2 separate regions of the Homo sapiens genome follow, and region 1 is linked to region 2. Evidence: chromatin loops called from intact Hi-C (ENCODE). Cell type or tissue: IMR-90. All regions are shown on one strand. Each heading gives the region's core, and the rest is flanking DNA. Links, peaks and the distances in the headings are about the cores only.

The links. A loop is a pair of places that touch in the nucleus more often than their neighbours do. Peaks named below come from ENCODE experiments on the same cell type or tissue, not always from the same donor. Only the 100,000 strongest peaks of a DNase experiment are listed, where the experiment ranks them.
Region 1: it touches region 2 in a loop (2.3-fold over the local background); 7 of 110 quality-filtered maps call a loop at or near these places.

What each region holds. Positions count from the first base shown.
Region 1 is chr4:76,735,536-76,740,914 of GRCh38, forward strand. SHROOM3 (shroom family member 3) reads left to right here. Exons shown (of 11, transcript NM_020859.4): 5 at 3,226-5,379. All of the region lies in intron 2 of SHROOM3-AS1 (SHROOM3 antisense RNA 1), which reads right to left. Among named protein-coding and RNA genes, the nearest start is that of SHROOM3-AS1, 64 kb to the right of the region's middle. In IMR-90, for the core only: no CTCF peak of the experiment used is centred there; DNase peaks (open chromatin) are centred at 1,076, 1,896, 2,706 and 3,066; H3K27ac peaks cover 4,068 bases.
Region 2 is chr4:76,608,092-76,613,470 of GRCh38, forward strand. All of the region lies in intron 2 of SHROOM3 (shroom family member 3), which reads left to right. Among named protein-coding and RNA genes, the nearest start is that of MIR548AH, 35 kb to the left of the region's middle. In IMR-90, for the core only: a CTCF peak has its summit at 3,169; DNase peaks (open chromatin) are centred at 3,200 and 3,790; H3K4me3 peaks cover 350 bases; H3K27ac peaks cover 1,640 bases.

The DNA.
Region 1 (5,379 bases), core at 123-5,122, 130 kb after region 2:
ATCTATATTTTAAGATATGTTAGGCTGGGCACGGTGGCTCACGCCTGTAATCCCAGCACTTTGGGAGGCCAAGGAGGGTGGATCATTTGAGGTCAGGAGTTTGAGACGTGCCTGGCCAACATGGTGAAACCCCGTCTCTACTAAAAATACAAAAATTAGCTGGGCATGGTGGTACCTGCCTGTAATCCCAGCTACTCGGGAGGCTGAGGCAGGAGAATTGCTTGAACCCGGGAGGCGGTGGTTGCAGTGAGCCGAGATTGCGCCACTGCACTCCGTCCTGGGCGACAGACCGAGACTCTATCTTAAAAAAAAAAAAAAAAAAAAAAAAAAAAAATATATATATATATATATATATATATATATATATATTTTAGTGATGGTATCTTCCCCACTCGATAGTGTTTCAGTTAACCATCAGTTTATTTACTTTGATTTGTTGTGTGTGTTCCTATGTTAGATTTGAATTATCCTTTCAATGAAAGACTGCTAAAATTCTCAGCAGTTGGGAGGAGGATTACCTAATGTCTCCTACCTTCATAGAAATGGTGAATGAAACGGCCCTTATGGGGTTCCATTTCCCCTGGAAGTATTAGCTCTAAAAAGGAAGCAGACTGGGTCATACAGGATTATCCACAAGGCTGTCTAGCGCTTCTTTAGTAGGACCTCTTTATTTAGAGGGGAATGAAGAAATTCAGGGTAGGGGGTAAAATCTTTGACATATGCTATGCCATTGAGTGCCGGGTCTGATTTCCCTGATCTGGCTGGCTTGGGAGCTATTTCCTTCCTTTCTCCCTTGAATTTATACCTATCTGTCCCGAAGTAGGATGCGCCATTCAGTCAACTGACTTTCTCTGATAGAGAAAAATTACATTCTTGAGGAGAGCTGCTGAAAGTGTAGTCTCCTTTTCCTTAAATTCCAGCACAAGTTTTGACTCCGAATATGGTTTTTCTAGTCTCAACATATTATCTGGAGATATTCCAGCCATAAAGCATTATCACATACTTGACCAATAAGACACTACATTTATTTACATGTAATCTAGAAATAGAAGAATACATCATGAATTTTAATAGTGTTGAAACGCCTATCCATTTAAAAATAGAAAATCTTGGGCAAGAACTTCTAGTGATTTACCCTTCTTTAGAGAACAGTGAGTCACAAACATTTAAACCACTTATTCCTTCATATATGCCCTCCCCGTGTGTGTATATATATAGAGACAGAGACAGACATTTTTTAGAGCAGTTTTAGTTTCATAGTGAAATTGAACAAAGTCCAGAGATTTCCCATATAGTCCCTGTCCCCATACATGCACAGCCTCCTCCATTTTCAGCAACCCCCACCAGAGTAGTACATTTGTTACAACTGATAAACCTACATTGACACATCATAATCACCCAAAGTCCATAGTTTATATTAGGGTTCACTGTTGCTGTTGTGCATTTTGTAGGTTTGGACAAATGTATAATGACATGTATCCATCATTATAGTATCGTACAGAATACTTTCACTGTCCTAAAAATCCTCTGTGCTCGCCCATTCCTCCTTGCATCGCCCCTAAGACCTGGCAACCACTGATCTTTTTATTGTGTCCATTGTTCTGCCTTTTCCAGAATGTCAGTCATGTAGTTGGAATCATATGGTTTGTAGCCTTTTCAGACTGGCTTTTTTCATCTAGTGAAATGCATTTTAGTTTCTTTCATATTTTTTTCATGGCTTGACAGCTCTTTTTTTTTTTTTTAAGTAATGAATAACATTCCATTGTGTAGATATACCACAGTTTATTCACCTACTGCAGAACAGCCTTGTTGCTTCCATGTTTTGGCAATTATGAATAAAACTGCTGTAAACATCCGTGTGTGGGTTTTTGTGTGGACGTGAGTTTTCAGTTCCAGTGGATAAATGCCAGGGAATGTGATCACTGGATCTTATGGTAAGAGTATGTTTAATTTTGTAAGAAACTGCCAAACTTCTTTTAAAAGTGGCTGTGCCATTTTGCATTACCACCTGCAATGAATGAGAGTTTCTCTTGCTCCCCATCCTCACCAGCATTTGGTATTGTCAATGTTCTGGATTTTGGCCGTTCTAATAGGTGTGTAGTGGTATCTTGGTTTTGTTTGGTTGTTTTTTGTTTTTGCCTATGACAGAGCCCTCAGGACGTCCTGAGAACATGTTCCCTAGTATCTTGTTGTTTTAATTTGTAATTTCCTAGTGACTTATGATGACAGCCTTTTCATTTGCTTTTTCACCATCTGTATATCTTCTTAGGATTGGCCAGTTTTTAAATCAGGTTGTTTTCTTATTGTTGAGTTTTAAGTGATTTTTTAAAAACACATATATTTTGAGTTTCTAAGTAATTTTATTTTGAGACAGCTTTCTGGAGTTTACAGTGATTGATAGTCTTTTTCCTCTTCTCCAGACGGGCTCTGAAAACCATCTGGAGGAGCTTGTAAATGAGAAAATCTTGCCCTCCTAAATGTATGAGGAGGCTTTGCTTTGGCTTTTGGAAGTCATCCACAGGTGTTGGAATCCCAGCACCGAAGAGCCCCTGTGATTAAGCCTTCTCATAAAGCTTCCCTCTCCTTCCCTCTTTCCCCTTAGTTCTGCCTCTCATGAGCTTTTTCTGACTCTAATTTCTCTCATTCAGCTTTGTGTTTAGCTTTCCCACCACAAACAAATTGTTTCTAGTGCAGTTAAGATTCCAGGAAGATTGCCAGGGTGTATCCTTCAATTCCATAAAAAGGAAAGATATTAACTAAAAACATATACATGTGCACACAAAGTCTCCTTCACCCGTGCCTATTCTCTTATTAACTTTTTCCCCTCTTCCCACAAACAGCCCCAGTAGACACACAGTTTCAGTCTCAATCACTCTTCTACCTCTCTCATTTCTTGGCACATGCAAAATGTCATTTCCAGCATGCAGCAAATCACATCAAAGTGCTGCCTGTGCCCAAAGGCCACGTGGCTTCCTCTGAGCTCCTCATTCCTCTCCTTGCTAGCCTGGGTGATTAATTAGAGGCAGATAGGTTAGAGTGTTGGGCAGTTACTCCTAGCGATGACACAGAAGGAGGCTGAGCAAGGCCCAAATATGGCCCTTTTTACCCACCCTTCCAAACACCAAACCTCTTGCACAAGAGAACATTTATAAGCTGGGTCCTCTGCCTGTAAGCCTACTAAATGATAACAGCTCAGTGGTACTGACTGCTTTGTCTTTCTTCCAGCTCCTCTACTAGTGACCTCTCCAACTATGACCATGCTTATCTAAGGCGGAGCCCTGACCAGTGCAGCTCCCAGGGGAGCATGGAGAGCCTGGAGCCCAGTGGGGCATACCCACCCTGTCATCTTTCCCCTGCCAAGTCCACCGGCAGCATTGACCAGCTCAGCCACTTCCATAACAAGAGAGACTCGGCTTACAGCTCTTTCTCCACCAGTTCTAGCATCCTAGAGTATCCACACCCTGGCATCTCTGGCCGGGAGCGTTCAGGCTCCATGGACAATACTTCTGCTCGAGGTGGCCTCCTCGAAGGGATGAGGCAGGCAGATATTCGCTATGTCAAGACAGTCTATGACACCCGGAGGGGAGTCTCAGCAGAGTATGAGGTGAACTCTTCAGCCCTGCTGCTTCAAGGTAGGGAGGCCCGAGCCTCAGCAAATGGTCAGGGCTATGATAAATGGTCTAATATTCCTCGGGGCAAGGGAGTGCCACCCCCATCCTGGAGCCAGCAGTGCCCCAGTTCCTTGGAGACTGCCACGGACAACCTTCCTCCTAAGGTGGGTGCACCCCTGCCTCCAGCTCGGAGTGACAGTTACGCAGCATTTCGGCACCGTGAGCGGCCCAGCTCCTGGTCTAGCCTTGATCAGAAACGGCTCTGCCGGCCTCAGGCAAACTCTTTAGGCTCCCTGAAGTCTCCATTCATAGAGGAGCAGCTGCATACTGTGCTGGAGAAGAGTCCAGAGAACAGCCCCCCAGTGAAGCCCAAGCATAACTATACCCAGAAGGCCCAACCTGGCCAACCTCTGCTGCCGACCAGCATCTACCCGGTACCTTCCCTGGAGCCACACTTTGCCCAGGTGCCTCAGCCTTCTGTGAGTAGCAACGGTATGCTCTACCCTGCACTGGCCAAGGAGAGTGGATACATAGCCCCTCAGGGAGCATGCAACAAGATGGCTACCATTGATGAGAATGGGAACCAGAATGGATCTGGCAGGCCTGGGTTTGCCTTCTGCCAGCCCTTAGAACATGACTTGCTGTCCCCAGTGGAGAAGAAACCAGAAGCTACAGCCAAGTATGTCCCCTCCAAAGTCCATTTCTGTTCAGTGCCTGAAAATGAGGAGGATGCCTCCCTGAAGAGACATCTCACACCTCCCCAAGGCAACAGCCCACATTCCAATGAGAGAAAGAGCACCCACAGTAACAAACCATCTTCTCATCCCCACAGCCTCAAATGCCCTCAGGCTCAGGCCTGGCAAGCGGGTGAAGACAAGAGATCTTCCAGGCTCTCAGAGCCCTGGGAGGGCGATTTCCAGGAAGACCACAATGCCAACCTCTGGAGGAGGCTGGAGAGAGAAGGCCTAGGCCAGAGCCTGTCAGGCAACTTTGGCAAGACCAAGTCAGCCTTCTCATCTCTCCAGAACATTCCTGAGAGTCTGAGAAGACACAGCAGCCTGGAGCTAGGCCGGGGAACCCAGGAGGGTTACCCCGGGGGCAGGCCCACCTGTGCAGTCAACACCAAGGCAGAAGACCCTGGGAGGAAAGCCGCTCCTGACCTCGGGAGCCATCTGGACCGGCAGGTTTCCTACCCGCGGCCCGAGGGGAGGACCGGTGCCTCGGCTTCTTTCAACAGCACAGACCCAAGTCCCGAAGAGCCGCCTGCCCCCTCGCACCCGCACACATCCAGTCTGGGCCGGAGGGGGCCCGGCCCAGGCAGCGCCTCGGCTCTTCAGGGCTTTCAGTACGGGAAGCCCCACTGCTCGGTGCTGGAGAAGGTCTCCAAATTCGAGCAGCGAGAGCAAGGGAGCCAGAGACCGAGTGTGGGCGGCTCTGGTTTTGGCCATAACTATAGGCCCCACAGGACCGTCTCAACTTCCAGTACTTCTGGGAATGACTTCGAGGAGACAAAAGCACACATTCGTTTCTCTGAGTCAGCTGAACCCCTAGGCAACGGGGAGCAGCACTTCAAAAACGGGGAGCTGAAGTTGGAAGAGGCTTCCCGGCAGCCCTGCGGTCAGCAGCTGAGCGGAGGAGCGTCGGACAGCGGCCGTGGCCCCCAGAGGCCGGACGCTCGGCTCCTCCGTAGCCAGAGCACCTTCCAGCTCTCCAGCGAGCCAGAGAGGGAGCCCGAGTGGCGGGACAGGCCCGGCTCGCCCGAATCGCC
Region 2 (5,379 bases), core at 318-5,317:
TCTCCTCCTGCAAACAAAGAAAAGCCTCATATGGGCTGGTTGTGGACTTGACTGAATAGAGCTGCTATTGAGGAAATGTCCAAGCATACACAACCTTGGGAAGAAGGCACAACACTTGCCTAATCTACCAAAGCACAGTTTTTAGCTCTCGAGGGAGCGCATTCGTTCATCAGTGAGCCTGGTCCAGCTTCACTTTGGCAAGTGCCCCCCACCCTGTCTCTCTCCCCTCACTACCATTTTCCCCATTACCTTAGAGCAGATTCCTTTTACTAATCAACTCATCTTAATGAAGCCAGAATGCAACATTCAAGGAAAGTTCTGATTTAAAGAAAAAGAGGCAGAGCTTGCAAAGCATCACCTGTTGTTCTCTCAGTCCATTGGCCTGGTCATTAGATTATACTCTCCGGAAAGCTGATTTGATTGATTGGACAGAGATGGCATAGCATAGCATAGCATAGCATAGCATAGCATAGCATAGCATAGCATAGCATAGCATAGCATAGCATAGCATAGCATAGCATTGGACAGAGATGGTATAGCATAGCATAGCATAGCATAGCATAGCATAGCATAGCACAGCATAGCACAGCACAGCACAGCACAGCACAGCACAGCACAGCACAGCACAGCACAGCACAGCATAGCATAGCATAGCACAGTGTCAGGTTAGAAGGCCTGGGGAAAACCCCTGCTTTACCACTTAGTGGAATAACCTTGAGCAAGTTACTTCATCTCTTTGAGAATCCATTTCTCCCTCAGTAAAACAAGAATGATAATATGAGACTTGGGTGAGTTAATACATGTAAAGTGCTGAACACTTGCTATGGAAAGCAGTGGTTCTCAAATCTTGGGCCCTGGACCAGCAGCATTACCTGGGAACTTGTTAGAAATGCAAATCTCAGGTCCCAAATAAAACTTAGGGGTATAGGAGAAAATACTTGCAAATAATATGTCTGACAAGGTGTTAATATCCAGAATATTTTACTAAGTGAATTAGGATATACAATTAACAAGAACACTTCTCTAACCATTCAACATTTAGGAAAGCTTGTATATGTTTATAATTTCCTGATAACTGAATGGAGAAGTGCAGTTATTTCATTTCTGGAGTATACATTGAACCTTGCAAATTCAAGTAATCTTTTTCCAGGCCTCTAGTACATCATAGTCCATATAGACAATCTGTTTTGGTATGTTTGTTTGTTTGTTTGTTTTGGAGACAGGATCTTGCTCTGTCAGCCAGGCTGGAACACAGATCACAGCTCATTGTAACCTCAAACTCCTGGGCTCAAGCAATCCTCTTGCTTCAGCCTCCTGGGTAGCTAAGACTACAGATTTATGCCACCATGCCCAGCTAATTTTTGTTTTTGTTTTGGAGAGATAGGGTCTTACTATGTTGCCTAGGCTGGCCTCATGAGATTCTCCTGCCTCAGCCTCCCAAACTGTTGGGATTACAGGCGTGAGCCATTGCAACTGGCCCTCAGAATCTGTATCTGACCATGTTTCTCTTCAGGATCAGAAGTCTTTAAAAAAGAAATGTGAAAAAACAAATTACGTTGTAAACTCTTAGTTTCCTTTCAAATGACCCCAGTCTATCAGAATAGACTAGATGTTAAGAGCAGTGTTAGCAGGCAATTAAGTCTTTTGTGCCCATCCACCACTTCCTAACATTTACCTAAATAGAGAGTCTAGAATATCATGTTTACACCATTATGTATTCTGTCTGGAAGTAACAATATAAAAGATAACATTAATTTACTTTTTTTCAGTAGATGCTACTGAACTGTGAACATCTTATTAGGCTCGAGTTTAGATTTTCAAACTTGTCTCAGGAAGCTGTTGCTACCTGGTACCCATTTTGTTTTATTTTTATTTATCTTTTGGAGGACAAGGAGAGAATGACTTTGAAAAATCTCCTGGGCAAGAAAGGGGAAGACTTTTCTGCAAGGAAAATGGATTGTACTTTGTTTTCCTTCATAAAGGGTAATGAGGATATAATCTCAAAGCTACGCTTGACCATCATCTGTCAAACCAAAGCAAATAAGCCAGTGCCTGTCTTTCCTTATTGTAAAACTAAAAGAGAAGATAACCACCATGTGGCAGTTGTCTAGCCAAAAAAAATCACCCTCATTTCAGAAAATGTTTACTTTTTCACTCTCATTGAGTGATATGCCATCGAGGTATGAGTTAGATGTTGGCATTTTGTGGAAAGGTTTTCTTTGTTTAGCAAAATCACAGCTGTTCATTTCTGGTAATTTTGAATTTCCTAAAAAGTGGCCATAGCTTCAGAATTTGATTTTTAGTAACCTTTAGCAGACTGAGAGTTTTTCTGGTTTGAAGATTATATTGAAACACCAAAAAAAAGTAGAGTGGTTTGTGTTTTACTTTATGTATTAATGTGAAATTTGGAGATGAAGCCTCTTGTTGCTGAAATAACTGCATCCCCTCGTCTTCCGCTGTCCACTTTTATATATTTCCTAAATATCCACAAATCTTGATACACTCTTGTAGTGATTTGATTCTTGTTTTGTTCATATGTGTGTTTTTTCCACTAATGTACACCTTTGGGAATCCACTCCCAGCCTTTCCATGATTTCTTCTGTAATTTGGGTTTTATTTTTAAAGCTGTTGGCATCCGTGTAGAGGGATCCTGCCGTTACCCCTCTCCAGATCTTAAGGTTATCTCCCTATTCTGTTGATTGAGAGATCCAAAGTCAAAGGTGAGTCAGGGATTTCGTGTGCAGGTTCTCACTGATGAACATGTTTTCTCCAGACCCAGCTGGGGGGTTAAGATTCAGGCAATTGGTGACGAGAGGGGCTGCTTTCCTCCAAGTTCAGTAGCCCTCCCTCAAATGAGAAACTATTTCACAACAATCTCAACCCATTTGTCCTCCACTGTGGATAGGGATGGGGGAGGGGCTTGCTTGAAGAGTTCTAAGGTGATTTTTTTCCCATTAAAAAAATTGCAGTAAAGTATACATAACATTAAATTGACCATTTTAACCATTTTAAGTGTATAATTTGGTGGCATTAAGCACCTTCACATTGTTGTGCAACCATCACCACTACCAATCTTTAAGTGAGTTGAAGATGATTTTTTTAAAGTTACTTCTTGCCTCAGCTCCCAAATTCCAGTTGACTTTGTGCGCCCTCTCTCTGTGTCTCTCTCTCTCTCTCTCTTAAAGTCTGCGTTCTCATTCTGATTATTTAACTTGGAGAGTGTGAAGGATTTTTTTTTTTTAACACTGCATGATGAATTGGTCTCAGTGGAATTCAAACGATCTCGTTGTTTTGGTTATTTCTTATCGGGAATGCTGGATTTTTTTCTAAGAGCCATGGCAGGGGTGAAGGGGCACAAGGGAGCCACCTCCTTTTGAGTCAATTTAGCAAAAGTGAGAAAACGGTGGGGTGATAGGAAGTCATTCCTGGATGCTAAAGGGGCATCCTGGCTCCCTGAAGAAACTGAGACTCCCAGTTTTTACGTAGTGAACTTTCTGGCTGTAATTTAGGGCAAACTCCTTACTGTTTTTATATTTGCCCTCCATTGATAAGAACTTCTTAAGGTCACAGTGTCCTTGGGTAATGAAGCTAGGCAGAGGAAAGTTCTTTAATATTTACCTAGTGTGCACGCCATACCAGGAACTCTACAAGGAAACACACGGAACATGCCCAGCCTCTGGATCAGCCTGACTTGGGGAGACTGCCCGTCAGGCACACCCTGTGCTGGCTCCAGCTTCTGGAGTTTCTGGCGAATCATACCTGAAAGGATTATCATCTTCACCCAGTGTCCGGATCATCAGCCATGGAAGTTTGTTTGTTCAACACAGGCTGAATCAGTTCCATGTTGAATAACACACATTTTCCTTCTTGAAATATTCTTAGAACAATGTTTTCATTTTCTCCAAGGAAAAACTTGCTCAGACACAGTTCTTTCTGATCCAAACCCCCTGCTTGCCTCTGCCTCCTCTCATTGTTGTAAAACCCAAGTGTTTCTATTCCTCTACTCTAAACCCGCTCAGAGGGAATTCTGCCTTTTGATTTGGAGGTATATTTTTCCATCCACATATGGCAGTATCCAGTAATAATATTATACATCTAAAGGAAGGAGCAAAATTTTAATCTGTGTGCAGCTGCATGTATCCTGCTTCTCTCCTATGGCAGGATTTTCTAGTTAAACCTCTGGCTAGTTGGAAGATGATATTAGTTATAGAACTAGTTTGTTTAGCCAAAAAAGATATAAGTGGAAGCAGTACTCATGATATAGAAATACTTAAAACTTTGGAGAGACAATCTGAAGACCTAACTGGTGTGTTAGTCAGTAAGTTTTAACTCCCTTTAAATTGAGAATGAATCCCAGGGCCCAACATTATGAGATGCTAAGTAGCTTCTAAAGGGATTACTGTCAGACTTAAAAGTGTTTTCTTTTGGCCAGAGCTTTAGTGGTCTTCATATAAAATATCAGCTGCTATTATTATTAAACTTTCTATACTGAAAAATAATGTAGTATAATAATGATATTATTTCAGGCAAGATTTAGTTACATGTTACAAATACTTTAAAAAGTAGGCTGGGCATGGTGGCTCATACCTGTAATCCCAGCACTTTGGAACACTGAAGTAGGAGGATCCATTCAGCCCGGTAGTTTGAGAACAGCTTGGGCAACATAGCAAGACTCCATCTCAATCAATCAATCAATCAAGAAGCCGGATGTGGTGGCATGCTCCTGTAGTCCCAGCTACTTGGGAGGCAGAGGCAGAAGGATCACTTGAAGCCAGGAGTTTGAGTTTGCAGTGAGCTATATGATTGCACCACTGCACTCTAACCTGGGGGACAGAACAAGACCCTGTCTCTAAAGAAAAAATAAAAGTAGACACTATTGAATAGCCAACTAAGTTAGAGTTGAATCCATGTAATATCAGTCTATCCCAGCATCTTATGAGGTGGGTAAACACCAAGTCAGTCAACTTCTATGTTATAAAAACAAAACAAAACAGAGGCAGAAGGGAGAATTCCCAGCATAACGAGTTGGTGGGGGCATTGTAGGATAGGCAGGTGGTTCAGCGTTCCTCCTCAAATATCCCTAACTCCCACCTCACCACTAGGTCCAGTGCAGGGAACTCTTCTACAGTATTTCTGCTTACCCAGCCTCTCCTTGCATGGTTTCCCACTACTGGACAAGTCAGTTCATTTCTTATCTTCATGGCTCTAATTGTTAGAAAGTTGAAATTGTGAGTCCTCAACACTCCACCTTCAATAATTGCTGTCCATACTCATAGCCAAGACAAGCTGTTATTTTATGCTGTCAAGTTTTAGAACACATGCAGAGCTCACATAAAGCATTTACCATGGATTGTTAGTGTTTTAGCAGAGTTGAAAGGA